2 separate regions of the Homo sapiens genome follow, and region 1 is linked to region 2. A link is a contact called in ENCODE Hi-C or POLR2A ChIA-PET data. All regions are on one chromosome and are shown on one strand. The core of a region is the stretch at or near the end of the contact, and the rest is flanking DNA. Distances in the headings are between cores, read along the strand shown. Region 1 holds the start of LINC00856 (long intergenic non-protein coding RNA 856). Region 2 has its middle 310 kb from the start of ZMIZ1-AS1.

Region 1 (6,115 bases), core at 888-3,387, 510 kb before region 2:
AAAAAAATTAGCCAGGCATGGTGGCAGGGGCCTGTAGTTCTAGCTACTCGGGAGGCTGAGGCAGGAGAATGGTGTGAACCTGGGAGGCAGAGCTTGCAGTGAGCCCAGATCGCACCACTGCACTCCAGCCTGGGTGACAGAGCAAGACTCTGTCTCAAAAAAAAACCAAAAAAAAAAAAAAAAAAACCAAAGGACCAGGCCCGGTGGCTCACGCCTGTAATCCCAGCACTTTGGGAGGCCAAGGCGGGTGGATCACAAGGTCAGAAGATCAAGATCATCCTGGCTAACATGTAAAAATACAAAAAAAAATTAGCTGGGCATGGTGGTGGGCACCTGTAGTCCCAGCTACTTGAGAGGCTGAGGCAGGAGAATGGTGTGAACCTGGAGTGTGCAGTGAGCCGAGATCGCGCCACTGCACTCCAGCTTGGACGACAGAGCGAGACTGTCTCAAAAAAAAAAATCATGTGGTGTGAGGTAGGGATAGAATTTAAATTTGCTCCCTAGTAGGTTGGTCAGTTATCCTCAAGCCATAATTCACTGAATAGTCCATATTTTCCCATAATGACATGAAATTCTATCTTAAAAGTATATTAAAGTTTAAATATATTATGTATTGAATCTGCCTCATTGTTCCGTCTGCTAATTTTTTTTTGCTAGTACCACACTGTTTTAATTATTGCAGATTTAGAATGCATTTTAAAATTTGCAGAACAAATATCCCTTTAGTGATGTTCTTTTTTCAGAAATTTATTAGTGAGCAGTAGAAGTTTATTTTTCTAGAGGATCTTTTGAATTATTATTGTAATTTTTATTCTTCTTTTTTTTTTTTTTTTTTTTTTTTTACCTTCCCAGGGGGAAAGGGCCTGAGCTTGTACATTCTTCAGCCAAGTAGCAAACCTCTCTTTCACAGATGGTCAGAATACATAAAATCATATGATATAAAGACACAGATGGTGTGTTCCCACTCACTATGCTGCCCGCCTTTTAATTTTACTCTCACTGCTGTCCTGTGACTTTAGGAAAGGGCGGTTATTGTGTACAGCACAAGTACAAGGCTTAGAAAATATTTTTTTTCCCCCAAAGGCACACAAATAAATATTAGACATAGAACTGAAATGCCTTTTTGTGTTCATAAGACTTCTTAGAAAGAATGACAGTCTAGGAATTAAAGTCTGTGCTTCTAATGGGAAATCCTTGGTCCTGATGTGTTTACATTGAAGCAACTATTTTAACTGAGTCTTATGAAAGACCTTCTTAGGAGTGACAGGTATGAGCTATTGCAACAAAACATAGTGTACAATCTTATGTGAGGGTCTTTAAATAGAGAGCCGGTTATAAAGACTGTGTCCCTGATGTGTGGGGCTGGTCCTCCTCCCCAGCAGACCTCACCTCCCTGCCCTTTCAGCATCCCCTCCTTGGCCCCAGCTGATGGCTGATGCTCCCATTGGTCTCTGTGGTGCTACCTGCCACTGGCCTGCCAAGACCTCAGACCCTCGCTGTCTCCTTGTCCCATTTCCCCTGAGGCTTGTGGCTGGTTCTGTGGTTATGACTGAGTTGGCCCTTCTGACATCCTGATCCAGACACTTCCCAACCTAGGCTGTCTCAGCTCTCCAAAAGCACCCTGAAAATAAAAATGGAAAGGAGTTTGGCTCCTTGGGTGAGGTTGTTCCTGCTCTCCCTAAGACACTGTTCTTTTCTGTAAATTTCACCTATCTGAAAGAAACAGAATGCTTCTTGTTTCTTGGTGGGGAAAAGTAACCATAATGGAATGCCGCCTTCATGCTAGGCATTTTACAGGTCACCCCATTTAATCTTCACAATTCTATAGGAAGGGATGCTTGTCTCTGCTTTAGAGAGGAGGAAACTGAGGCCAGAGGGTTTATGGAACATGTGCAATGTCATGTGGAATGTTAATAGTGAAGCCAGGGCCAAAACCGAGGTCTGCCTGAGTCCAAGTCCAATTCCACAAACATGATGTTAACATACTCCTCGGTGCCAGGCACTGTGTTTTAGGGGCATAGCTGCCTCCCTATTGTCAAGGATTTTGAGCAGATCAGATTTGAGGACCTTTTTTCGATAGGTCTATATTTTTCTTACAGCCACTCCCCATTTTAAGCGCATCGTGAGTAGGCTTTTGGAGTCTGATCTATCGAGCTGGGTATGTTTGGAAAGCTACAGAGCAGTAGCCATAGAAAGACTGCGTGAGACAGAGTCCTAGCCTATCTGTCCGGCCAGTCGAACCTCATGTGTTCGCTGCTTTCATTTTCCCTTGGCTGAGGAAACGATGGTTTGGTTTTGCAAAGGAATGCTGGGGACTTCTGCCAGCTTGCTAACGGCCTTGCCCCATTCAGATGCATCGAACTCACAGAACATCGCTCCCCAGCTGCTGGCTCGCGGTTCTGAGAGTGCCTGAATAGAAAACCACTCATTTCCCTTCGCAAAAGAGGCGCCCAAAGCAGATATTTCAATATATTCCAATTTAGCCGAGGGAAGCCAGAACATGGATGTTGTTGCCAAGGAAACCACCTCCTTCCTCCTGTGTGCTGTGCATACGTGTATCACTTCATCTCTCTGCTCTCCAAGGTAATATCATAGCTCCGTGCTTGGGGAAGGGTTTTTAAAAAGGCATATAAAACCTCTTAGCATCAAGAAGATTCATTAAATGATCTCATTCCAGAGAAGCTTAAATTATTCTTTTTAGATCCTTTTATGCTGAGGATGGGGAAATGGCTGAGTCAGTGCTATCTCTCGCAGCCCAGCTTGGTGTCTTCGTGGAGACAGTTTTTCAGAAATAAACAAATCAGAGTTCGCAAGCTTAGACAGGGCGAGTGTGTGTGTAATAAGAACGAGGCCGTCATGTAGCTGTAATGTCACGGTCTAATCCCTCCTAGAGGATCTGCCAAGACCACCTTGATCTGAGGGCCTCCTGGGTGTGAGGCCACATTGCACAGGGCAGGCTTCAAAGTGGAGACAAGAGAGGGTCGGTGTTGCAAGGCCACCTGTCAAAAGATTCCTTGTTCGGGAACTGCGTGGGGATTTCTGCTGCCCAATCTGTTCTCAGACCCACTCCTGGGCTGTTTTTGTCCTGCCTTGGTGTCTGGTCTTGGGTCCACCTCTCTCTCCTGGACGCTGCCATCACCCCCTTCATTCCCACCTACCCTATTCTGTATGTTAAAGTCAGCACAATCGCCCTCATGCCTTACAACCCAAGAGACAAACTGGAGGGTGCACTTGGTAGTCATCTGAGAGCTCAGTGGGTGGCCCCGACTTTCACACCTTCTTCCTCTCAGCCCCTCCTGGTTTTTAGGGCTCAGATTCCCCCTTGCCCACTGCATATGCAGATTAAATTTGGCTTCTCTCTTTCAATTAGTGGCACTAGCCAAGAATATTGGTTTATATTAGTCATTCCCAGCTGGGGGGCAATTTTGCCCCCCAGGGGACATTTTTGGTTCTTATTTCGAGGAGGGAGTCCTGCTGGCATCTAACGTGCAGAGGCCAAGGACTCTGCTGAAACAACTTACAGTGCACAGTCCAGGCCTCTAAAAACAGAATTATCCAGCCCCAGGTGCCAATAGTGCTGTGGTTGAGAAACCCTGGCTTATACTTATTCTCTTTGCTCGTTGATGTAATAAATATTTATTGAGTACCTACTATACACCAGGCTCTAAGCCAGCAGCTGGGGATGTGAACTGAACAAGACAGACATAGCTTCACTCACTTTCTCACATAGAGCCAATTGGGAGACGTTAAACAAATAATTACAATGATACAAATAAATTATTATTACAGCTTGAATCTAGATCTGACGTGGATATCCTGCCACAGTTCCGAAGTCTACCTAGTGCCCCAGCCGAACCTGCCCTGGCTCCTAGGTGGGGTATGGACATCTGTGACATCCCTCCCCAACACCCCACCAAGCTGGGCTGCAAGACGGGTTATGGTGGCCCCATGACTTCCTTCCTTGGTAAGCCACAGGACTTCCTTGTTAACTGCTTTGCTGTTGGTCATTGCAGAGAAATAGGGAACAATAAAAACAACCTGAGGTGTGGCAAAGGCTCTAGGACTGCATCATCTGCTGAAGCTCCAGTCCCTGCGCTGCATCTCCTGAGTGGCATCTGTGATGGCAAACAAAGGCTCCTTGGGCTTCACGCTCTGCTTTCTTTCTAAGTGGTACTTACCACCCGCTGCATCCCAGCCTTCTTCTGACCAGCTTCCTCTTCTGATAGGCTTATTTCCATGAAGTTTTTCAGAGTTAGAAGCATGAACTTTAGAACCAGATGATCCCGGTTGGAATCCATCTCTGGCACTTGCTATATGACCTTGGATAAGTTACTTAACCTTTCTGTGTCTCAGTTTCTTTTTCTATAAAATGGGCATAATAAAATCTATCTAGCATAGTTATTGTAAGGATTAAGTAAGTTATTATATGCAGAGCTCTTGGTTCACAGTTAGTGCCATTTAAGCCTTTCTGTCATTCTTACTGTTACCATTTTCCTGGCATGTCAGTCTGATGATGCAGACGAGGCAGGAACTTTCGTCTCTGCCTCTCGTGGACTGCCCAATCAGCTCCACGGAACTCAGCCATGCCTGCAGTGCTGCAGGCCTCGCTTTGGACTGCTGGAGGCTGAGAAGTCAATGGATGTTGCTTGGGCATTTTGGGGGGTTTCCTTATGCAGGAGGAAGATGACAATCATTGTGGAAGCAGAAGGTTGTCATGGAAATGCACCTGTTCCAAGTCATTGCACCCTGGGCTCTGGGCTGGCTCTGCACGGGCCTGCCATGCACTGACTTCAGCTTCATCTGAGTCAGTGGAAGGCTGGACAAAGGTAGACATCTTTCCTCACTGCCAGCCTGCCATTGCGGCTTTCTGTCTCTGGTGTGAACAGGCAATCGAGCTTTCCTGGTCTCCTGAGCTACTGTGAACGTGGCAGAAGATAGTGGACTCTGAATAACATTGGAAACAACTACTTCCTGGACGGCCACTGTGTGCATGGCCTGCGGGAGGGTGAGGGCAAGAGGACTGATGGTTACTGGGAATCTTCTTCATGGCCAGGCTTCTGTGTGTCCTCTCACTTAATCCTCCAACAGCACTGTGAGGAAAATACAGCATCCCACCTCACAGGCGAGGAAGCTTAAGTTGAAGGAATGTTAAATTGCCTGCTCTGAGCCTCACAGCCGGGAGGTGACAGCCCCAGGATTGGCGGCCAGGGTTTGTCTGCCTTTAAAACTTATGTCATGTCCTTCTGTGTTATCTCGGTCTGTACAGGCTGCTACAGCAAAATACCATAGCCTGGGTAGTTTATGAACAACAGAAATTTATTTCTCATAGTTCTGGAGCCTGGAAGTCCAAGATCAAGGCTCTCGCAGGTTCAGTGTTCGGTGAGGACCCACTTCCTTATTCATAGACGTCCCCTTCTCACTGTGGCCTCACAGCAAGGGGTCAGGGTTCTCTCTGGGGCCTCTTTAAATAGGGTCACCAATCCCATTCATGAGGGCTGTACCCCCATGACCTAATCCCCTCCCAAAGGCCCCACTTCCCCATACCATCACCTTGGGGGTTAGGATTCTAACATGAATTTTGGGGGGACACAGGCATTCTGATCATAGCATATGTGTAGTTGCTCCTGGCCCGCTGGGGAAATCACCGTCTCCAAGCATGGCTCCCATCTGGTTACCCTGGGTGGCCAAGGTCAGCAGAGGTGCTTTGCCAACTGATTGGCACCCACACTACTTCTGTCCAGGTGGGCTGGGGCGAGGGTTGGGTCACAGTGGGACTCTGTGGGGCTCCGGGGACTGTCAGCTGCCCCGGGGCTGGAGGTCCTGCTGCTCTGTGCCCATAGGCACCTCCTGGGAATCTGGCGACTTGCATCAGGGCCCGGAACTCACCCTGACAGTTCTTTCAGCTCTTGTCTTTTCCTCCCCTACCTACCTGCTCATCTCGCTTTCACACACAAAGCCTCCCCTGCACTCCCCGCTCCCCTCCTCAATCCCTTTCCCGGCTTTTGTACTTTATGATGCCGTGACTTGGGTGAGGAAACTCATTAAAGTCATTATTCCGTGCACAGAAATGTGTCTTTCATCCCATTCATATTTAATGTTCCTCCCACTTGATCTT
Region 2 (6,303 bases), core at 2,338-4,837:
TTCTTACATTATCTCTGCAAAGACCCTAATTTCAAATGCCCCATTCTGTGGTTCCAGGTAGACATGATTGAGGGTAAGGGGCACTGTTCAACCCAGTACACTGGTTGTGAGGGTGAAGGTTCCAGTCCTCACTATGGCTCCCTCAGTCCTTGCTACAAGACTCCAAAGCATGGGCTTGCTTGGACAAGTGGCTATTCCTTGAAACCTTGAGAACCTTGTTGTTTAAAAGAATAAGTCTCATGGGAGGAGTGTGGGCTTTTCTATGGGCTGAAGTGTCTCAGGTGGTCTCTGAGCCTCATTCTTCAGATCTCAACTTTCTACCAGCCCCAGCTGGTCCAAGATTATTAGGCAACTGGTGGAGATAATGTAGGGAAGGAAGGGTTTGTTAGAGAGAAGACCTGTGTAGTGCTGGAAACAGACACAATTTGTGAGTTGTGGATGGCACAGAGATCCCAGAGCAAGCAGGGATGCTGGGAGGGTGAGTGACAGCAGAGAAACCCTACCTGAGCTTCTTACCAGGCAGTAGCATTGGACTCATACTTACCGCTCTGAGCCTCAGTGTCCTCACCACTTACTCGATTTCACAAATGCCAGTTGGACACCTGTTAGGTTCCAGAACCAGGCTGGGTGGTGGAAACATGGCAGTGGGGAAGGCATGTCCCCACCGGGGCTTGACGAGCTCCCCATATGATGGAGGAGAAAGGCTCATGAAGGACCAAGGGGTCATCAGGCACTAAGGGCTGCAACAGCATTCGGTACAGCACCCTGGGAACACTGGTGGTGAGGTAGGCAGGGAAACACCCCTAAAAGAGGTGATGCCAAGCTGGGTCTTAAAGGAAGCTTAAGAGTCGTTCAGGAAGACAGCAGAGACTACGGTCCCAAGCTAAGCTCATGGCAGGAGCTTGCCCTTGGAAGTGCAGTATGGCCCTTGGAAGTGCTCTGTGTATTCCGAAAGGACATCATCACCTCTACGGGGTTGGAGGGTAGGGACTGTGGTGGAGACTGCTAGAGACAAGCTTGTAGAGAGAAGCAGAAACACTTGAATGCAAAGGAGTTGGGACTTTATTCTGTACCTGCTGGGGGCCGTTGGAGGCTGTTAAGCCTACTGTGTAGGGTGAACAAATTTGCAGTGCAGAAAGATCACTCAGGCAGCAAGAGGGGACAGAGGGCGCAGGCTGGGAGCAGGGAAACAAGCAGGAAGCTATTGCAACAGCCCCGTGAGAGATGACAAGGGCAGTGGCATGCGACGGAGAAGAAGGAGTGGATGCAAGAGGTATGTGAGGAGCAACCTGCACGGGGCTTGGTGACCTCACACCAGCCAGCTTTGCTGACCTGTCTGTGGGTCACAGAAGATAATGGATGTGATGCACTTTGAAAGCTGCAGAGCACCTTGTCTGGGTGCCATGGCTGGTTTTGACCAGATCATGAAATGCAGCCTCTCTCCTCCTCCCTGGCTCATCTCTGCTGCTTGCTTTTGCCTGTAAGCAAGGGAGAGAGGGGAGGTGAAAAACAGAGACATTAAGTGCCAAAGCTTATGTTAATACAGCATTAAGGTTGAAAATGTAATCTCCTAGGAGTCAGGAAATTCCGAACAAGGGGTTTCCATGGCAACCCAGCCACACTGCTCCTCTGTCCATTCGGGCCCTGTTTTCCTTGTTAAATATGATCCCATCGTATATTATATGTTATCGAGTTAAATGTGCTACCCACAGCATGCAGAGCTCCAGCCAGCAGCCCTCAGAGCTGCAGGAAATGAGTGTGTGTGTGTGTGTGTGTGTGTGTGTGTCCAGGGGTGGGAGCCTTCAGAATTCGCCTAATATAACACAGCCACATCTTAGGTCCTCGTATCTAATAAATGAGGTGTAATTCCATTAAGAGCAGCTCCTGTGTACACCAATGAGCAAGGAGGCTGCAAGCCCTGTGTTCAGAAGGGGTCGTTCAGGGTGCCTGCCCCTGCTTGGGGTGGGTAGGTGAGGGACGTGGCAGATTCCATCACATCCCCCACAGGAGTGCCCAGCAGCTCCGGCAGGACCATCCCTGCCACCCGGGGCTGCCTCCTGGATGCAGTTCTGAAGAGGTGAACTGGAATTACCTGACCCAGTGGTTCTTCTCACATGCCAGCCGATTGAAGATCAGCTGTCACTGTTAGTTAGCATCCCAGGGTACACTGGGCACCAGCAAACAGATGCGGAAAGGAAATTTGATGCTTCTCCAAACCCTGTCTCCCCACTAACACACCACAGTGGACAAAAGACTTCCAAAGACTTCCTCGGTGGCAGTGGGAGTTAGAAAGAAGGGGGAAATGACTGTCAGGGAGGGCAGCTAAGTAGTGCAGTGTGTGACGGAGAAACATCTGTAGGATAATACAGCGGAAAAAGCATGGAATGTTAGAATCAGGCTGCCTGACCTCAGCCGTCTCCCAGCCATGCGGTCTTCAGCAAGTCCCTTAATTTCCCTTTGTCTTAGTTTTTTCATCTGCAAAATTGGGATAAAATTACCATTAACCTCACACAGGCTTGTTGGAGGATTAAATGGGATAATTGATGCAAAAGCTCACTGTAAACTTCTAAATCCCTATACAAATGTCACTCTTCCAGGGAGCTCTAGAAAACCATGCTGGATTCTGGACTACTACAGTAGGCTGTAGAAATTTTGTGATTGGTTCTGGAATTCTGCGTTGGGTTCCAGAATTCATGGATGGGTCTAGAACACAGACAGACTTTTTCTGTAAAGACTCAGATCATAAATATTTTGGGATTTGAGGGCCATGCTGTGACTACTCAAGTTTTCTGGAGATAAGAAATGAATGGGCATGGCTGGGTTCCAATAAAACTTTATTTACAAAAACAGAAAGTGAACCAGATTTGACCTGTGAGCTGTACTTTGCCAGCCCGGGTCTACAGTGATCTGTGTAGGAAAGCAGTTTTGTGAGAATGCTACTCCTCTCCTCAGAATTTAACTCTCCCTCTTTGACACCCTCCTATCCTCCCATCTCCCACCCACTCACATCCATACCTCTTTCTTTACCCAGCCAACTCAACCTTCCAAAACCAGTTAGAGTCAGCTGCTCCACGAGCAAATTGCAGTCACTTTTGGCCCTTGCCTGCCTCCCTCACAGACTGTGAGATCCTTCCAGCAACCAGCTATGTTACCCAAGGCCCTAGCCCTTAGTCAATGTTTGGTCAATGTTTGTAGAATAGATGGTATGAAAAAACAACAACAAACAAACAAACAAAACAAAAAACAGAAAACAAAAAAACATCCCAGGGAGCCAGGACATTGTCATTCTCAGGAAATCTGTGAGCTGGGATCGTTTCCAAAATCTCAGGTCTGGGCACCAATCCTCTAGTTATAAGCTACTCCGTCAGGGCTTCTAGAACCATCAGTAGGCAGCATCTTTATAGATGCAGGCCAACTTGTGTGTCCACAACCCAAGCCTGGGGCCAACCTGTTGTCTACATAGGCGTGGTGGTGCCCTGTGGCAGCAGGCCAGATGGGCAGGAGCAGGTCAGCGGAAGGCTATAACCTTAGCGAGAAGGTGACAGCCACAGCACCCCTCCCTCTGAGGGAAGGCGCCCCATGTGATCAAGCACATGTGTTCCTGCTCATGACAGCGCAGCAGCCTCCTCATGCCACCCTCGGGGAGCCTCAGCCTCCTCCAGGCTGATGATGTGGAAACTTCCAGAAGTGCAGCAGCCTCTCAGCTTTCCCATTTGCTAGCTTCCCCCATCCTCCTCCTGGGCACAGCAGACAGGCAGAACCAAGTTGTGTAACTCACCTCTGAGTCACACTTCCCCTGTTTCCCCCAGCACGGCATCTGCTTTCTGCCTGACAGAGCCAGGCTTCCTCGGGACAGCCAGACAGGCGGCTATTGTTCAAAAGTCAGGGCCGGTTTGATGGGCTCTCCCGCCCCCAGTAGATGAGCTAGGAAGATGTCACTTTTAATTACAACGGTGAGGGAATAGGTATAGGTGTGTGCGTGTGTGTGTATGGAGCAGGGTTCCACAGGCTTGTGCAATGTGCGTGTGTCTTCACATCGTGACGTGGGTGTGTCGTTAGTGCAGGCTTGTGTATTGCATAGGTGTGTGATGGGTACATGTGTGCTTGCACACGCAGGGCTTTGTGTGTGCACAGGCAGATGCTTTTGGGTACATGGGAGGCTGTTTTTCCTATACGTGCTGTGTGCCTAAGAATGTCTGCTGTGTGGCCATGTGCTTTCATCCGGGTCTGTGCGTGTCTTTAATTTAGGACTCCTTCTCCTGGAGGATTCGATAGCTTCCACCCTCTAGCCTTGGCAAATGAATATTTTATTACTTTTCTTTTGCCATAGCATTAAGCAGTTTTCCTGCGAAGAGCGAGAGCATGACACACTCCAGCAGACAGAGACAAGGCCTCTGATGTCAGAGCCCTGAAAAGCAAATCACCCTACGACGACGTCCCAGGAGGGCTCGCAGATGCTGGGTGTTAGGGCCATTAACAACTGATGAGTCAGCCCTTTACCCGTTCGTCCGACAGCATTCTCTCGAAATATAAAGCCAGCACACCCATTTCACAGGAGGCTGGAGGGAGCTCCCTGCCACTCCTCCCAAAGCCAGCCCAAAGCTGTTTAATTTTTTTTCTCACTTCCTGGTCCTCCTGTTAGGCAAAAGGCTGAATCCTGGGAACAGAAGATCATCGTATAACCCAGAGCCGGCAAGTGAAAGGTCCTGACTTCTCCCCAGGCTCAGGGTGAGGGCCAGGCAGCCAGGCTGAGAAGGAGCCAAGAACACAGGAGGCAGGAGGCCGTGGAGGCACAGTGGGAACACCGATATCAAGACAGTGAACAAAGACAAGCATGTAAAGGATGGATTCGTAAATAGGTCATCTTTATATTTCACTCCCCCTCGGGACAGTCTGCAAGGCTGGGGAGGACATGTCTCAGGCTGACCCGCTGAGGAATGGGTTGTACACCACCAACTCTAACCTAATTGGTAGAGGGTTGGCTGCCCCCATAGGCAAAACTAGCACCCTGTGCTGCAGGCCCAGGAAGCTTTAGACATAAGGCAAACTGCTGAGAAGGCCAACGGGGTAGGCTCTGCCATAGCACCCCTGAAAGGCAAGTGGCCTGTCCCACGTCTCCAGAGCTGCAGAGCCACGCCAGGCCCTTGCACTCCTGTCTCTCCAGCGGCTCTCTCCATCCACAGTGACTCAGATGGTGGTAGAAGCTCCTAGCTTCCCTGTCTCCCATCTCTCTAGAAGATGGCTTGGAGCAAGAAGTGCTTACTCCGGGACCTTGAGGCTGGGCCCGTGTGGGGCAGGGGCTGCTCCCCACTGCTGGCAGTGAGTCTGCCACCCAAGTTCTCTGAACCAGAGCAGCCAGGATGGGGATGAAACAGAGCCACATCTGAAACTCTGGAGCACTGGAGCTGGAGACATCATTCCTTGGTTCGCTCCTTCCACAGATAGTCACTGGGTGCTGACTGCATGTTCTGGAATAAGTGTAAAAGTCCCCAAACAAGAGCATTAGAAAAATAAACAGTGTAAAGGGGCTGGGTGTGGGGCTCACACCTGTAATCCCAGTACTTTGGGAGGTCAAGGTGAGAGAATTGCATGAGCCTAGGAGTTCGACACCACCCTGGGCAACATGGCAAGACCCTGTCTCTACCAAAAATACAAAAATTAGCCAGGTGTGATGGTGCATGCCTATAGTCCCATCTACTGGGGGTGCTGAGGTGGGAAGATCATTTGAGCCTGGGAGGTTGAGGCTGCAGTGAGCTATGATCTCACCACTGCAGTCCAGCCTGGGCAACAGAGCAAGACCCTTAAGACCCTGTGAAAGAGAAAAAAAAGAAAGAAAGAAAGAAAGAAAGAAAGAAAGAAAGAAAGAAAGAAAGAAAGAAAGAAAGAAAGAAAGAAAGAAAGAGAGAGAGGAAGAAAGAGAAAAAGAAAAAAAGAAAGAGGGAAAGAAAAGAAAGGGAGAGAAAAGGAGAAAGAAAGAAAGAAAGAAAGAAAGAAAGAAAGAAAGAAAGAAAGAAAGAAAAGAAAGAAAGAGAGGAAGGAAGGAAGGAGGGAAGGGAGCGAGGGAGGGAGAAAGAGAGAGAGAGACAGAAAGAAAGAAAGAAAAGAAAGAAAGAAAGAAAGAAAGAAAGAAAGAAAGAAAGAAAGAAAGAAAGAAAAGAAAGAAAGGAGGGAGGGAGGGGGAGAAGGGAAAGGGGAAGGGGAAGGGGAAGGGGAAGGGGAAGGGGAAGGGAAGGATGAACAAACAGGAGCCTCCTGAGGCTTTTCCATGCTCCGCCCCTGCCCCCTTCCCACCCATGAATCCTG

The links. Hi-C counts contacts between places; a loop is a spot of excess contacts on that map. ChIA-PET counts read pairs that join two places held with the same protein, here RNA polymerase II (POLR2A).
Region 1: a loop to region 2 is called in a map of PC-3, with 1.8 times the contacts of the local background. The contact joins the promoter of LINC00856 here to the enhancer-like site in region 2. A Hi-C loop is called at or near these places in 2 of 168 maps with a recorded cell type or tissue (CD14-positive monocyte and PC-3). POLR2A ChIA-PET finds 5 or more read pairs at or near these places in 1 of 52 experiments (T-cell).

The regions. Positions count from the first base shown.
Region 1 is chr10:78,246,488-78,252,602 of GRCh38, forward strand. LINC00856 (long intergenic non-protein coding RNA 856) reads left to right here and starts at 2,138. Exons shown (of 2, transcript NR_038985.1): 1 at 2,138-2,583; 2 at 3,790-6,115. RefSeq lists enhancers at 3,922-3,991, 5,737-6,115.
Region 2 is chr10:78,753,229-78,759,531 of GRCh38, forward strand. No RefSeq gene overlaps it. Among named protein-coding and RNA genes, the nearest start is that of ZMIZ1-AS1, 310 kb to the right of the region's middle. RefSeq lists enhancers at 3,089-3,727, 4,367-5,005, 5,006-5,643. Within about 2 kb of position 3,588, at least 20 of the 41 ENCODE cell types and tissues checked have a DNase peak (open chromatin) inside an H3K27ac peak, as active enhancers do; they include CD14-positive monocyte and PC-3, where a contact is called at or near this core.